Regions from separate parts of the Mus musculus genome. Here region 1 is linked to region 2. The links are chromatin loops, found by intact Hi-C in ENCODE. Cell type or tissue: left cerebral cortex. All regions are shown on one strand.

What was found. Hi-C counts contacts between places; a loop is a spot of excess contacts. Peaks named below come from ENCODE experiments on the same cell type or tissue, not always from the same donor. Only the 100,000 strongest peaks of a DNase experiment are listed, where the experiment ranks them.
Region 1: it touches region 2 in a loop (4-fold over the local background); 4 of 42 quality-filtered maps call a loop at or near these places.

What each region holds. Positions count from the first base shown.
Region 1 is chr14:87,562,601-87,570,600 of GRCm38, forward strand. No RefSeq gene overlaps it. Among named protein-coding and RNA genes, the nearest start is that of Tdrd3, 150 kb to the left of the region's middle. In left cerebral cortex, CTCF peaks have their summits at 3,758 (motif pointing right) and 4,713; DNase peaks (open chromatin) are centred at 3,840, 4,706, 5,747 and 6,100; H3K4me3 peaks cover 1,093 bases; H3K27ac peaks cover 543 bases.
Region 2 is chr14:88,977,609-88,985,608 of GRCm38, forward strand. No RefSeq gene overlaps it. Among named protein-coding and RNA genes, the nearest start is that of Gm41225, 350 kb to the left of the region's middle. In left cerebral cortex, a CTCF peak has its summit at 4,476 (motif pointing left); a DNase peak (open chromatin) is centred at 4,495.

The DNA of each region.
Region 1 (8,000 bases), 1.4 Mb before region 2:
AGAGTTTTAGTAAAAGCTTGTAGATCCGGTTAAGACATTGACTACCTGAAAGCACAGACCTGCATGTTGTGTCTTCCCATTCATGCAGAAGGAGACTATGACCAGGAACACTTGGAAGAGAAAGAAGTAGTGGAGAAGACCATAGCCATAGTCTAACAGACCTTTTTTAAAAAAAAATGAGAAAAGAGATGTGAGAATCTAGAAAATAATTCCTTCAAACTATCTATATCTGTGCATCTTGTGCAGGGTTGATCTGTCTCACTGGGTGGAGTTGGATGTTGTAATTTAGACAGTGAGTTTTTCCCCTGAAGGAGCATCAGCAGCCTCCAGAGCCTTTTGTAGAGGCCACTGCCACTTCTTTCCAGAGATTTGGATTCTGAGAGCTTCTTTTAATTCATCTCCAGGATAGGCCACAAAGCTCACAGTTGGTTTCCATGTTCAAAAACAAAAATCACTATTTTGAGTAGCCTATTAGAATCTACCAGAGAATGATCGCCCCCCAACCCCAAAACAACAACAAATAACAATACCTAGCAGTAGGATTACAAAGACAGTTGAAAATTAAAAAAGATAGCATAAACTCTCCCTGTTAAAAATAAGCGATGAGAGTCCCTCCCCTCCCCTTTATCCTAGACCATTTATGTTAGAAGCCTATAATTATAAATATTCTTTTCTTTACCTGAAATGTCTGAGCATCCTTTGAAACTAAACAGGTCTTTTGTGAGTCTGATGACTGGGGAGTGTCTTTCTCCAGGACCTGGGCTTCATTTCTTTGAAACTCAGGCACATCAAAGGAGATGGCACCCATTCTCACCCTTGCTGTCTCTGCAAGGCCATAGGAGCCTCACTTCAGCAGCACATAGCTCCAAACTCCAGAACTGTCACCTGCCAGATAAAGGTTGTCTTTTCTTCTGCTTGAACCCAACAAAGCAACAGTTACCAGCTGTTACCCGGTACAGTTGAGTCCTCTGACTTGAGGGCCAGTGGTTAATTTTGAGACCTGTGTAACAGGCGGTATGTGATTGGCTTTACCTCTTCTTACTGAACTGCCCACCACCTCGTGTGTGCCACGGCCTGACTTCATGTTTATTCTCCAATTAAACTGATTTGTTTCTGTCTCCGCTATCTTTGTGGAGAGGTTTTTCTGGGTCGAGGGAAGATTGTGTTGTATGCTATTGCCCTAGCAACAGGCTTGCCTTTTTTTTTTTTTTTTTTTTTTTTTTTTTTTTTTTTTAATCACAGGTACCCCAGGAGAAGCAGCAAGTTTAGTACAGAAACTGTAGCTATTGGGGAAGCTTTACTCCATGGGCACCTGGGCCAGAAGCCAGCCCACGAGGATTGCCATAGAACCAGAAGGTCAGGTCCCTTGACCAGTACCTGGTGGCTGTGCTGGCCAGCTGTGTGTATGTGTCGGGAGGCGGGGACTGAGTGGCCAGGCCTGGCCATACGCAGATTGCTCTTACCTGCTTCTTCAGGGTCGGCTCTGAAGTTCCTTTTCACTCAGCCTCTCAGTTCAGTACTCCCAGGAGGTACTGTCCTTGCTCACTGAGCTCCTGCCCTGCGTGGGCTGTGGGATTACAAAACCTAGCCTTCCGAATGCTGTGGAGGCCGTCTCCCCACAAGACGAATCACTCCTTCCCCTGTGATATTTCTGTCTCCTCTTTGGATCTAGCCTTGCTGACATGATTTATCATCTCACCCTGTAGGCACCAAGGCTCTCGCTGCTTTAAACTTCTCTTTCCAGGCTTGCCCAGGACCCTGCCTACCTTCTTCCATCGCCCTGGGTCCTGGGCGCAAAGTTTCCCTGTTAAGCAGCCTGGTGCATGACCCATTATGGAGTGGGAAAATCGATGTGACCTGAGAGAGGGCAAGCCTGTCCTCTCAGTCTGGCACACCTACTCTTTTAGTTCAATGACGAGAGGGAATTAGAGGCCGGGAAAGAAAGTGACAAAGCAGTTTCCCAACCTGTATCTAGGACGCATTTGTCAACTGTGGCTCCTGCCTCTCGCTCTCCCCAAGCACTGTCCTGTGGCACTATCTTCAATTTTCACTGTTTCTCCCCCTGCCCCCACCGCCCCATTCCTTTCTTTAAACCTCAGAAAAGCTACTCATCTGGCTCATTGAAAGCCCCTTAGAGTAAATAGAATTCTGCTCAGACCCCACGGAATTGCTTCTTTTCGGTGCTCACCCAACGCTAGGACTCTGTTGAGAGCAAATACGCTGCGTGTACAGGGCCAGTATCAGCAAGAAGAGCTCTGTCCCAAGGAGAAAAGATGGGCAGGCCTTTTAGAAACAGATTTCCCCCAGGTTCAGACTCATCAGCTTCATATCAAAAATGCATCGCCAAGTCTAACTGGCTTGTTTTCTGTAGCTTGTGTCACACTGGTCGAATTAAGGGCAAACAAACGGATGAATGAATGTGTGCTAGCTCCTCTATGCGGTTTGATATGTGCCTGTTTCCGTACAGTTTCCCAGGTTTAATGATGCATGCAAAAAAAAAAATCAAGAAATAGAACACCCACCCCCACCCCCACCCCCACCCCCACCCCCACCTTCACCCGCAATTCTGAAGACAAGAGGTTTGGATATTCGGTTGCTAATAAGTTTGAGACAAAGCCATTCAGCAGCCAAATCACACCTGAAATGATGCAAAACTGCATGGAATGTATTTACTTCATTTAGTGTGACTCTGCTCCTGTTTTCACGAGTGGAACATTAATGTTAAAGATGAGTGCTGTTCCAGATGCTACCCATAGCATGTATTACCAATGTCCTGATATTTCTCAATTTGGAGCACACGTAGTCCATAATGCTTCAGATATGGAATTATGGAGCTATATTGTGGTTATTGCGGAGGACTGTCATGTAATTTGTGAGACAAATTACATTTGTGCATATGCCCATTTACAAATTAATGTAAATGTTTCTCCTAGCATTCTACAAAACATTAGGGGCACTGCCTTTTGCACACTCACCTGTCACCAGATTACAGATCTGTTCTCCAGTCAATGTTTCAAGCTCGTCATTCCTAGTCCATAATTGCTGCACTCAAGTGTTACAGAAAGGACAAAAAGGCAGAACAAACATGCAGGGCAGAGCACATTACGGGATATTTTGATGTATCTTCAATTTTCTCTCTCAATAAATTCTTTGGACAACCTACTGCATGAAAATGTTGGCTTTCATTGTTAAACCCAATCGTCGTTCCATTTTAAGTGGCTAAATATGTACTTTAAATATCTTTAAAACTATTTAATTACATTTCAAGGCATATGAAGATGAAAATAAATTTTACTTCTATGCTTACTATAAAACCAATTAAATTTGAAAATGCTATGCTTCGATTTGAGCAAATAGAATAACTTCTTTGCTGTACGAGTAAATGTTTCATCTCTGCTCTTGCCATTATCCTTGCTTTATTATCAAGATAAGCAAGGTATTAATGAATCCACCTAACCATCAATTTATCCATCTAACTACCATCCGTGTAGGTATCAGCTAGCTACTAATTCATATTTTCTTCACTGTTCTAGTTAACTTTCCATGGCTATCACAAAAAGCTGAGATTGCCAGCCTAACAGGAGGAGATGTTTACTTGGACTCACGATTCCAGCAGTGTCATTGCACATTCAGGTGTCTTTGTTGCTTTAGGCCTGTGAGGAGACGTAGCTTCATAATGGGACCGTGTGGCTTTAAGCTGCTCACCTCCTGGAAGCTGTTATCAAGAGGAAGAGACTGCAATCCTCAATTTCCCCACCAGAGGACGCTGACAGCAGCCACACTTTCTCCCACAGGTCTTACCCTGCTCAAGGTCTCACCATCTCCTAGTCGCGTCCCAGGTTGGCAGCAAAGCCTTTGAGGGACACTCAAGGGGCAAGCCAGAGCAACCACAGACTTCAGAGACTCTGCTAGATTCTAATAGGATTAGCATTTCGAGGTTGTCCTTATGGAACTTCAGAGTGAAGGTCTGCTGCGACTCAGGAGGAGATTGCTTTGAACTTAGAGGAAGCATTTAACAAGACAGATGATCTTTAAAAGAGTCTGAAAGACAGAGACTGAAAAAGCCTGGCCTTGGGAGCCAGAACACCTAGTTTCAGATTCCGTGCTATGCTTTAGTCTCCGTGTGAGCCAGGCAATCTGCTTAACCCATCCCATCTTAATCCCCTTGTCTATAAATGAGAGGAAAATGTTACGGCATTATTTTACAAGTTTATTCTAAGGGTAAGCAGATCATGCTAAATAATTTCTGAACTAAAGAAATCACGACACTTTGCACATGGTAAGTACTCAATAAATGCAGTCTTACTTCTTGCATTTGATTCCGTTTAGTTCTTGGTTTTTTTTCCTGCTTTATACCCAATTCTCTGGTTCATCTTTTTCCAATCATTTAAATATTCATTGAATACATATAGCATACATGGTACAGCCATCTGTGGTAGGGATGCAAAAACTCAAACATCCCTGAAGAGTCTAACCACTTAACAGAGGAGAGAGAAGTGAGAGAAATCAGTAAGGGATAATCAAGGGGAAGAAAAGAGCACACTGCCTTTGCCCTGGAAGGCAGAGCTGAGAATACAGAGTCCTGGTTGCCTTGGCAACCGATAATCCATAAACATGTCCTATGGAGAGGTTTTCAACCAATAGCTTAGTAACTTAAAAAAATCTGCTCCTTAAACTGCAGCGAGAAGAGATGAGGAAGTGCACATAGTTGCCTGTAGGGGACGACAAAACTGCAACATCTAGGTCTCTGCTGTGTGTCCTTGACCAGGTCATTTAACTCCTCTGTGCATGGTTTCTGCACTTGAAGATAACTGCTGTTATTTCATTGAAGAAAAAGAATAAGTAAGCCACTTACTGTGTCATTAACAAGCACGGACTCACCATTTGATACACAGTGGCTGTTATTTTCCCTCTCTTAGAATTCTTGCCAACTGTTTCCCCTCAAAGTCCCACCATGAGCACTGACATGCTGAACACAGTAATTCCTCCGGATTCTTTACAAGAAAAGCACTTTAAATACAAACTAATCTTCCGTGTGTGTATTACTTTAACCTTAGTCCCACATTCTTCTTTTAAACCTTTATTTATTATTTGGTAATTTTATGTCTAATAATTTGGTTTTTTAAAAATCTTCTCCTACCACCCGACACAGGACACGTACCCAACTGAAGGCTGACTGGAAGGTCACATGTGAAAAACTCACAACAGGCACAGTGTATAACTGAATAACTAGCTTATTCTCAAACAACGAAAACGAGTTTAGAGTTGTAGCACAATGAGAGCATCTCGGGTTCTGGTGACTGGGTGGGGAGAAGCTGCCCCTTCCCATAGGTTCCTCATAACCTAGGCAGGAAGCCAGGCACCTATCCAGTCAGTCTCTGTTCCCGGAACAGCCGTCGGGACTCGGGCTTGAGATCTGCTTTTGGTTTCTGGTGTACCATGGCTCTCTTCACAGGGGCACTCAGCGTGACTTTTAGCTCAGAGGCAGCAGGGATCCATGCCAGAACCCCGGAAACTTAATGATCTGCTTCCTCCTCTCACTACCAGGAGTAATTCTCAGATTTACAGAGCTCTGGCACCCCTTTGGGCCGTGTGCTTAGGCTCCATTTCATCTCCAGAGCCAAGGGATTCCATCCCAAAGGTTAAACCAGTCGGAAGCTGTCTTGCCACTGACAGGATGAATCTTTTCCCGGGGCGGCTCCCAAGCGCTGCAGGTGGCTGAGCAGCAGAGATCACTCTGCATCCCTGAGTGAATGCCTTGGCTTCCAGATTCTCAAAGAGCATCAAAGGCTGATGGGGCTCGCCCCGTTTCAGAGGCGAGGAGGTACTGGAGGCAGCATTAATTGTTGGATCTTGATAACCTCCCCACCCATCTTGTGACGCCCCCTGGGCTCAGAAGCCCATAACCCTGACTGCACAGGCTTTTCTTGGCAGAGACGGCAGCGCTTCGGGAACTTTCCATTTTTCACATGCCAAAACTATGCCTCCAGTGTGCTGTCAATGCGCCCGGCTTGAAAGCGTTCCTTGGTGATGTGCTGGGGGCTGAAGTTTGTTCCCACTTGCTCTCTCCGTGTGTGGGAAGCTCCCCCGGGAAGAGGCTGTGGCTGGGCACGCCCAGATTATCACTGATCTTCTCCTCCCAGGGTTGGAGGCTTGAGAGCCATGGAAGGCTGCCAGGCGCTTGGAGGAGGCTTACAATCCTCCAATTATTGTCAGTGCACCGTGTTACTTCCCTCCAGTCATGAAGTCAGCACGCCATAAACCGTTTTTCCGTTTGCTCTGTGAATTTCAGGCCACAACACTTTAAGTCTCAAATATCGCATCTTTGGAGGATAGTCCCTTTGTAAATTTTGTAACATAACCTTTGAGGGCTAGCAGTAAAACCTGTTAGAAATCTCACCAGAAAACATTTCTTAGCTGACTCTGGTCCCCACTCCCCCCGCCCTCTCCACGGTTTCGTTTCTACTTAGCATGTAGCCTGTAATGTCTTTTTATTAAGATCAGAAATTTAATTATGTACATATTTGAAACCTGAACCCATTAAGTCTACAGATCCCTTGAAAATGCCATTTGCCAGGTGTGCAATCACAGTCAATGTGCAAAAATGTCGCACAACAATTAGGTTTTAAAGCTTAACTTACAACGGGCTGAGGGACTAGCTCTTTAGATGGAGAGAAATTGCTCTGGAGACGGTAAAGCAAATCAGGAAAACGGCTGAATAAGTGAGAAGAGAAATGAAGAGGATTATGTCCCTACAAAAGATATTGGCAGGGAGGGAGAGACTAAAGCAACGAGGAAATGCAGACTGGAAGACAAAAGGGAGCAGAGTCCTCCAATATGGTGGCTCTCCACTGTGGGTCGGAACCCCCTAGGGGGTGGAAAGACCTTTCCCAGGTATTGCCTAAGACCATCTGGAAACAGATATTTCCATTATGATTTGTAACTGTAGCAAAGTTACAGTTATGAAGTAGCAATGACATAATTTTGTGGTTGGGAGTCACCACAACTATATTAAAGGGTAGCAGCATTAGGAAGGCTGGGAACCACTGGTCTAACAGGAGGCTCTGTGGCTAGGGAAGTCTCCCCTGTCTACGGAGACTTCCCTAAGCTGAGGCAGCCAGGTCTTCTGGGTGTTCTCAGGTTCCCACAACACCCCCACTGGGTATGTCTGTTTCTTTCTTTATGTATTGTTTTGCTCTTCACATCATCATCATGATTTATGAGCTGACTTGCCTACTAGACTTTAAACTCCCCAAGGCCAGGGATCGGGAGAATTGTTTAAGACAGTATATCCTGTGAAATAAGGTTTCTCTGACCTTATTTTGTCCAAAGGGCAGGTAATGTCTGTGATAGGCTTTAGGTAGGTGCACCTTCTACATAAACTCAAGTAGGGACTTGGTGTCCGGGGGTTGTCAGCAGACAGGCTTAGTGTTCAGCCAATCCCTAGGGTTGATGACCCAACTTGCCCAAGGCTGCCTCAGATCAAAAGGAACTTTCTTTTTGGAAGATGGCCACATCCAGTACCTAGGATGGCCATCTCTACCTAGCTGGAACAACTCTGACGGGGTATTCTAGACCAATAGAGATGTCTAATGCTATTGATGGCTTTTGCAAGTTGATCTTTCTCTTTGTCCACTTAAGTTATTTTCTCTCTCTCTCTCTGTCTCTGTCTCTCTCTCTCTGTCTCTCTCTCTGCATGTGTGTGTGTATATGTGTGTATGTATCTGCTAGTGTTTGTTTGAAAGTCAAAGGTCAGTTTCCAGTTGTTTCTTGGGATCTACCCACCTTGTTTTATAACACAGGGTTTCTCATTAGAACCTGGGACTAATAGATTGGACTAGGCTGGCTACCCACTGACTCTGGGGTGTCCATCTGCCTCTCCCTTCCCAGAATTATAAGCTAGTACCTCCATACCTGGTTTTCTTGTATGGGTAGTAGGGCACTTTGGCTACTGGCTACCTCTTCAGGCTTCATTCCTGTTTTTATTCCTTGCTTCATCA
Region 2 (8,000 bases):
GAAAGAAAGAAAGAAAGAAAGAAAGAAAGAAAGAAAGAAAGGAAGAGAGGGGGTGATATATTTCTCAGTATAGTACATGTAGCATGATTGGTGCATGTGAACACTGACTGATAAGTATTTATAAGGCTTTCCAATTTGGTGTTTTGACTTCAGCTCTCTGCTCTCCAGTTTTAGGCCATTGTCTGCATCAACATCTATCAGTTTACTGTTTTAATTTTTTGGTAATCTTCAATCAAATGTACTTCCTCTCCTGAGGCTTGTTTAAAAGAAGCAGCTATAAAGTTCATCTTTCTATGGGTCTATCTTTTCTTCAGTGATTCATGGACCACAACATGGTTCATGAGTTTGAGAAATTTCACACTTGGAGAGTTTTACCTACTTAGTACAAGTGTTAAGAACCCTGTCTGTGAGGAGTGAAACATAACATTTTGTAATTCAGATGAAAATCTGTTATTGTGACCTTTATCAACCCAGGTGACACTCCATTCTTTGCAAACTTTCAGGAACATTGTCATTTGATTTACATGGCTCTTGTTTCCCAGAGAATTGAATGTGGCTTTTTCTGAAATCTCATCAAACTTTAGATTGCCTTCTATGTCATTCTCAGGAACAATTTCAAACTTAACTGCAGTGAGAGGGAATAGCCAGCATTACTCTATTTTGATTTTTATGAAATAAGACCTTGATGTTTGTGAAATATATGAGTGAATAAATTTTAAAAAACTAAAAAATTCTCTCATTTTGAATAAGAGAACACCAGTTATTACATTTATTATCTTTTATATGCCTTATATTTTCAGCCAACACCTTCAAAGTGGTGAATTTTGTGTTTTCTTCTTATATTTTTTTTAATATTTTGCCCATGTTTCATTTCTCTCTTAAAATAAAGAAAAACTTTATTTTCAGAAAGATATTATAATCAAGAAATCACTAGGCTTTTGGTTTTCAGACTTTTGGATTTTTTTTTAGTAAACATTTTGTTTTCAAATGTTTGTCCCCACTTCCTGGGTTTCCCTCCCCAAGCCTCCCCCTCTTGCCTCTACTCTTTGCCTCTATGAGGGTGATCTCCACCCACTCAGCTGTTCCTCCTTTCAAGTTTTCTTGGTATCTAATTAACATATGTTAATTTTACACCTTACTGGGAGACAGTGTGATATGTCAACTTAGCAAAGAATGTGTATTTGAGGAAGTCATGGTCATTTTCTTTCCTTGTCTTTACTTTCCCTTTAGCATCATATAAGTAACCTAAAATATGGAGTAGATGTTTATGTCCCTTCCAATTCTGTGAATGGCCAGGCCTCATCCATCCCATCTAACTGGACTTTAGCCTTCATCACTCCAGCCACATTTACTCCCCTTCACCTTCTCCTTTCATGGCATCTGGGATTCTGCATTTAAATCTACCTTGCTCCTTTTCAAAAAGCAGAATCATTTGTTTAGTATTTTTTCCTATGGACAGGTTTATTATCCCTAACTCAAATGCCTAGTAACAAATTCAACTGACTCTTACTGTGCCTAGGTCGAAGTTCAATCATTATAGTTTGTGTAGATATTTTTTTTCTCTCTTGATAAAACAGACTATTAAATGTACATGTTTTCCTCCAAGCTAATCTGTCCAAATGATGACCCAAGGGCTCAGTGGAGAGAGATACACTGCCTATTTGTATAGAGGCCCTTTGTATTGCGAAGATCATATGTGCCAGTACAGGGGAATGCCAGGGCCAGGAAGTGGGAGTGGGTGGGTTGGGGAGCACAGTGGGGAGAGGGGATAGGCGGCTTTGGGGATAGCATTTGAAATGTAAATGAAGAAAATATCTAAAAAAAAATGCCTTAAAAAAAATAAGAAGACCTAAAGCAATAGTAAAAGACACACAAGTTGACCTCTATTTTTGATGTCCATGGAAGCGAGTGCACATGGACCTTTACTTTTCTACCCCAACACATAAAGAATTTCTAAGTTTCCTTTAAGAAATAATAAACTGACAGATGCCAAGGACCTCGTTTTATGAAAACATCACCGTCTGCTTAATCTCCTCTAAATAGCTAAAATGTTTTGCTATGGTGCAAGTAGCCTTATGTGTAAATAAATAACAGTGCATTTAAGATAACGATAATGATGATGAGAGCGGCTAATAATAAATATGGAAAATATTAAAGTCACATAGGAAAATAAAACTAGAAGTGCACACATGCTATTAAAGCTCTTTCGAAGTTCAACTTTCAAGCCCAAAAGCAATGTAGATGTCAGAACTTCACAATGACAATTTCATTTCATTGTTTTCAAACTTCCACTCTCCCATGTATTATTTAATCACATTTAGAGTAGAAGTGTCTTCATCATGCAAAACTTATAAATGTGTTGGGAGGAATACATGTGAATTTCTATTAAATTTGTAATTAAGAATAAAAAGCACAAATTTATTACTTTAATTTTTAAAGAAATCAGTTTGATGAATCAATTAATTAATATAATAATTAATACTAATCCAAGTTATTTCCAAATTATGATTAGTTGTAAAGTATACTTTTTTCCATTTCATTGCAATTATTGACCACTTACTCTATATACACATATATAATTACAATTTTAACTTTAATGAATTCTATTATAAAGATCTATATAATATTTATACCATATAATGCATATGTATATTGCATACATACATGTATATATCATATAATATCTATAGTGTATGATATATATTACATACATGTACATAAGTGCACTGCACACATGCCTGGTTCCCACAGGAAACCAGAAGGATGTGTCAGAAAGATCTCAATGAGTTGGAATTTCAAACAGGTGGTTTTGTTTGTTGGTTTTTGCCATTGGTTTGTTTGCTTTGTTATTTTAGGCTTTTTTTTTTCTTATTGCTTTTATGTTTAGAACTGAACCATTGCCTTCATAAGCGCAGCAAGTGAGCATTCTGTCCAGCTCTCTCCAGTGTTTTGTTAACAGTATTGCTTTTAAGGTTTCGCTTTTTCTTGACCACATCTAGTACGAAATTATAAACAGCAGTGCACACACATGTACTTGTGTTCCCATATTTTCCCCTCTTAAACTCATATGACTTTGTCAATAACTTATGTTGCAGTCCACCATAGGTTTACTTCGACTAAAGAGTAAAGAGGTATCTATTAAATAAATAACTAATAGACGACCAGTTAATCAAAAAAAAAATACATGAAGTATATATAGCTTTGAACTTAACATGCTTTTCTAAGATAAGTTAAAATATAGGATTTGTACCTAATTTAAATTTTTTTTTAACCTTGATGGTTTTCTTTTACTTAATGAAAAGTTGTTCTGAAATTGCTATTATTGTTCATAAAATACAGGCTGGATTCTCTTTAAAATATAGATGGTATGCTCATTCTTGTTGATACTGGGCTTCTTTAAATAGGTAGGATTATATCAGTATTCACATAGACTTTATATTCCAGGCTTCATGTTGCAGACTTTCTCTTTTAACACCATTGATGTAGAAACTTTCAATCACTCACTAACAGACTCCACTAAGGATCCCACTGAACTTTTGAACGCTAGCCAGCCCATGTTTCCACATTTAAACCCGCTCAGCACACAACCCTACAGCTTAGACTTCAGATTTTCATTTCACTACTATCAAAACATCATATTGCTTTGTCATTTTCAATCAATATCTATAGATTATATAGTTGATTGTATTGAAAGTTTTAAAGAAGCTGTGCATTTCTCAATGAGACCATCAACTTGCTTTCAGAATTACAAAAAAAGCATTAAAATTGGGCATTTTAAACTCAGGGCTAAAGAAATATTATATATATAAACAGCATAAGAAGTTAACATTTTTAATTTCATATTTTTAAAATAAAATACACACACTGAAATCATTGGTGAAAAAATATTCTTTCTTGTTTTGTTTTGTTTTGTTTTGTTTTATTTGTTTTTTTCCAGACAGAATTTCTCCGTGTAGCCTTCAATGTTCTGAAACTTGCTCTGTAGACCAGGATGTCCTTGAGTTCGGAGAGATCTGCCTGTCACTGGGTCCAAATTTCTGGGATTAAAGGCGTGTGCATCATCTCCCAGCTAAAAATATTCTTGAAATCCTTGATCATCAGTTATAAACAGGTATTTAAAAAAGCATTTACAATCATAGAAATAAGTAAGATTTCAAAATTCGCTTTGGCATTATTATTAGTGCTTCAAATAAAACTTTAACTGCAGTTTGCTGAAGATATTTAAGGAAGAATAAACTTACCAAATATGAACATTTACCTTTCCCCATTCCTTAATGTGAGCTAATAAACCCATTTAATATCTGTGATTAAAATGCATGAATTCACTTATGATTAAACCATCAAAGGTAATGGCTAGGTTCAAATTTTAATTATTTTAACTACTTAAAACACCGTGTTTCTGTTTTATTCTTAAATTCAACTACAGATTTCAAAATGGTAAAGGAGCCAAGCAAGCTGGCAGATGAGTCGAAGGGTATTTGGCGCCATCTGGTGGCAAATATAATTATTTCCCCGGTTATTATTATTTTTTTCCATGTTGGTCGTTAAGCCTACGAATAAAAGTCCATAGTTTTAGTTCTTCCATTCACTGAGAAACTTACCTATCTGTAGACATGTCTGAGTTTCAACACAAGGGATCTTTTTATAGCTACTCACAGCATGTCTATGTTTCTTTTAATGCATTTACCATGCCAATTGCTCTCTCTCGAATTACTTACTCCTTTATACCTTCAATTTTCCTATCTGAATTTTTTTCACTAATCATGTTCAAACCTGAAGTAATACCTCTGCTAGGGAAGAGGTCCTGAATGCCTGTAAGTTTCAATGTATCATTTTTACTCATGGAAACTGTTACTACAACAAATTACAAATGAATGCCTTTTGCTGAAATAGAAATAAAATGTGAAACACTTAGATTGAAATAAAAGAAGGGAGAGTTAAACTGTAAGAACTTAGTAGCAGTTAAACAGGTTAATCAAAATAAGGCCAGTCATATCATTTATATGCTTTATACTCATATCAATGATGAAGATCGGAGCTTTAGCAGGCCGAAGAGGTTTTTGTGTCGTTGTTGCTGTTTGTTTGTTTTATACTCTGGGTCTGTTACAGATATCCGATGTTGTTTTATTAATTGCAGAAACTGTGTGTAATTACAAATGTGATGAAATTTTTATTTGCAAATAAAGTTGTGTCTATTGCTAGCAAACTACAACTCTATAGGGCCTTTAAGAACTACAAATAGAAATTATTTCATAGAAGATGGCTCTTTTGCAACAAAATCTCCTTGAAATGTCTATATGTCTTCTATGAACTTTCAAAGAAGGAGGTTTTTTTCTTTAATTCGTCAGTCTTCCTACATTCCCACCATTATCCTGTGTACAAATTAAATCCTTTCATAAAAGCTTACGGACATCTTTCATACAAGCCTCGTCTAATTTCTAAAGAGCTTATTTACTTCTGCCTCCTCACATTTTTAAAATAGAATTTTAAGAATTATTATACAACATAGGGACTGGCAGTTTATATATTATAAGACAATCACAACCAGATTCTGATGCAGGGAAACAGAGCCTACAACTCCACAGCTATGCTGATACTTGGTTCCCAACAACAGATCTGTTCAAAAGACTCCTCTTTCAGTATAGAAAGAATAGCTAAAATGGTATTGAGTAGCACTACACACTATGCATTTGGCTGCTTTCTACTAAAACACCATGATCAATAGCAATGTAGAGGGGAAAGGCTTGATTTCAGTTTATAATTTTTACTTCATCGTGAAGTAAAGTCACGGCAGGAACTTACAGCAGAAACCTGGAAGCAGGAACTTAGCACAAACCCTAGAGAAATCCTGCTTACTGACTTGCTCCTCAGACTTGCTATGTACACTTCCCAGAGAGCATTGACCACATTGTACAACAATCATCATTCAAGAAAATGTCCAGATTTTCCTGCCACCTCTCTGCCCACCTTCATTAGTCTTACTGATCCGGAACCATACGCACGGACCTAAGCCTAGCATAACTGTCTTCTGAGAGGCTCCACCCAGCAGCTGATGGAAACAGATCCAGTTACCCACAGCCAAACACTGGATGGATCGAGGAGACATGTATGGATAACTTAGAGGAAGAAATGAAGGCCACAAGGTAGGAACTCCACAGGAAGACTAACAGTGTGAACTAATCTGTACCCTTAGGGCTCTCAGAGTCTGAACCACCAAAGACCATGCATGGGCTGGATCTAGCATGCCCCCATATATGTAGCAGATGGGAAACTTCGTCTTTATGTGGATGCCACAACAACCAAAGTAGGGGCTATCCCTAAGACTGCCTGTCCCTAAAGTCTGTCTGTGAATATGTTTCCTTAACTGGGTTTCCTCAGTGGGAGAGGATGAGCCTGCAGAAGCTTAATGTGTTAGGGTGAGGATCTCCATCCTCTCAGACAAGAAGTGGATGGGGTATAAGGGAGAGACTATCTGAGGGGGATCCTATCTGTGACTCATTCTACCCAATCTTTTTCTCATTCCTCTCTTTGTCATCCCCTCAATTAGACATCACTTTCAAACATGGCTACTGCCTTCTACAAACCAACCTTGCCTCCATTGTTAGTGTTAAAGTATGCATGTCTGTATTCCAGCCAGAGGGATAAAAAGTGTTGCATTCTAGCCAGACCACACTGACCTAAAATGTCTTTGGATGTGTTCCTTTGCCAGAGAAGCTATGTTGCTGGATTAAAATTCCTCTACAAAATGATACTTAATATTAGTAATTAAATTTGGAACACAGAACTTTTACTTTTGTCTACCGGACTACCAAACTAGGCAAATTTATTATGACAAGTTGTTATCATGGAAGCTATTAAACTTTGTGTAGTAATTCTTCATCAGCAAATTCTGACATTGTCCAAAGACACAAATATATTTATTTGTCTATGTTCCTGACATAGAATGCTCACAAAATTCTGTGACATTTAAATCATCAAATTTTAGTAGTTTAACAAACATAGGTTCACTTTCTTTATCTGGATAACAAAACTTGAACATCTTTTTATTAGTAGCATAGGCATCCCCATTCCACAAAAGAAATAAAACCTTACGCTAAGAAAGTTTACTATACATATCCACGGATTTTTAGTAGTTCCTTAAAACCAATGATTGTCATAGAGTACCGAGAAGGATTGTTTCTAAAAGTTACATGTGTACATAAAATAGGATTATACAAATTATTATCACTTCCTTTATAGGAATGTACATGTAATTTATGTACATTGTAACTCACTTATGCCAGGAGCCATCAGAAAGAAGTTAAACGCTAGCAGGTCATTTTCCTAAGATGGTTCTGCCATGGATTAAAATCTATGATAGATTTGCTTCTGCATGTGAGGTCCAGGAATTGTTTTAGGAAAGATTCCTTTTATTAATATACTTTTCTTGTAATTATTAAGTATATATAGCAATCACTAGGTATTAGTCCACACTTTTGAGCAGACTTCTGCAGAATAAAGATGTACTTTATTTTAGTAATGCTACATAGACAAAAAGATGATTCTTAATTATTAATGATGATCCTATAAGAATTCCTAAAATTATATTAGTAATTATGAAGCTCTTTATAATAATTGCTATTAATGCCCTTTCTGATGTCAAAACTGCATTAAGTCTTCAAGTGTCAGGAGTTAATTGCTTCTGGGATAGTAACCAGGCATTTGCAACTTTGAGGACTTTCCAAGAGGTTGTAAAACCATTAACTAAAGTCATAAAAGGGGAACTAAGAATTTCCTATAGGTGAGAGGACAGAAGATTGAATTTTGACTGGTTTTATCTATACAAAACTTCACTATGTCACAAGAGGCTCCATACTTTGACTCCGCATTTCCCTCCTTGAGTATTTTGCTTCCCCTTCTAAGAAGGACTGAAGCATCCACACTTTGGTCTTTCTTCTTCTTGAGTTTCATGTGGTCTGTTAATTGTATCTTGGGTATTTTCGTAATAGCAAGGCAAGCTT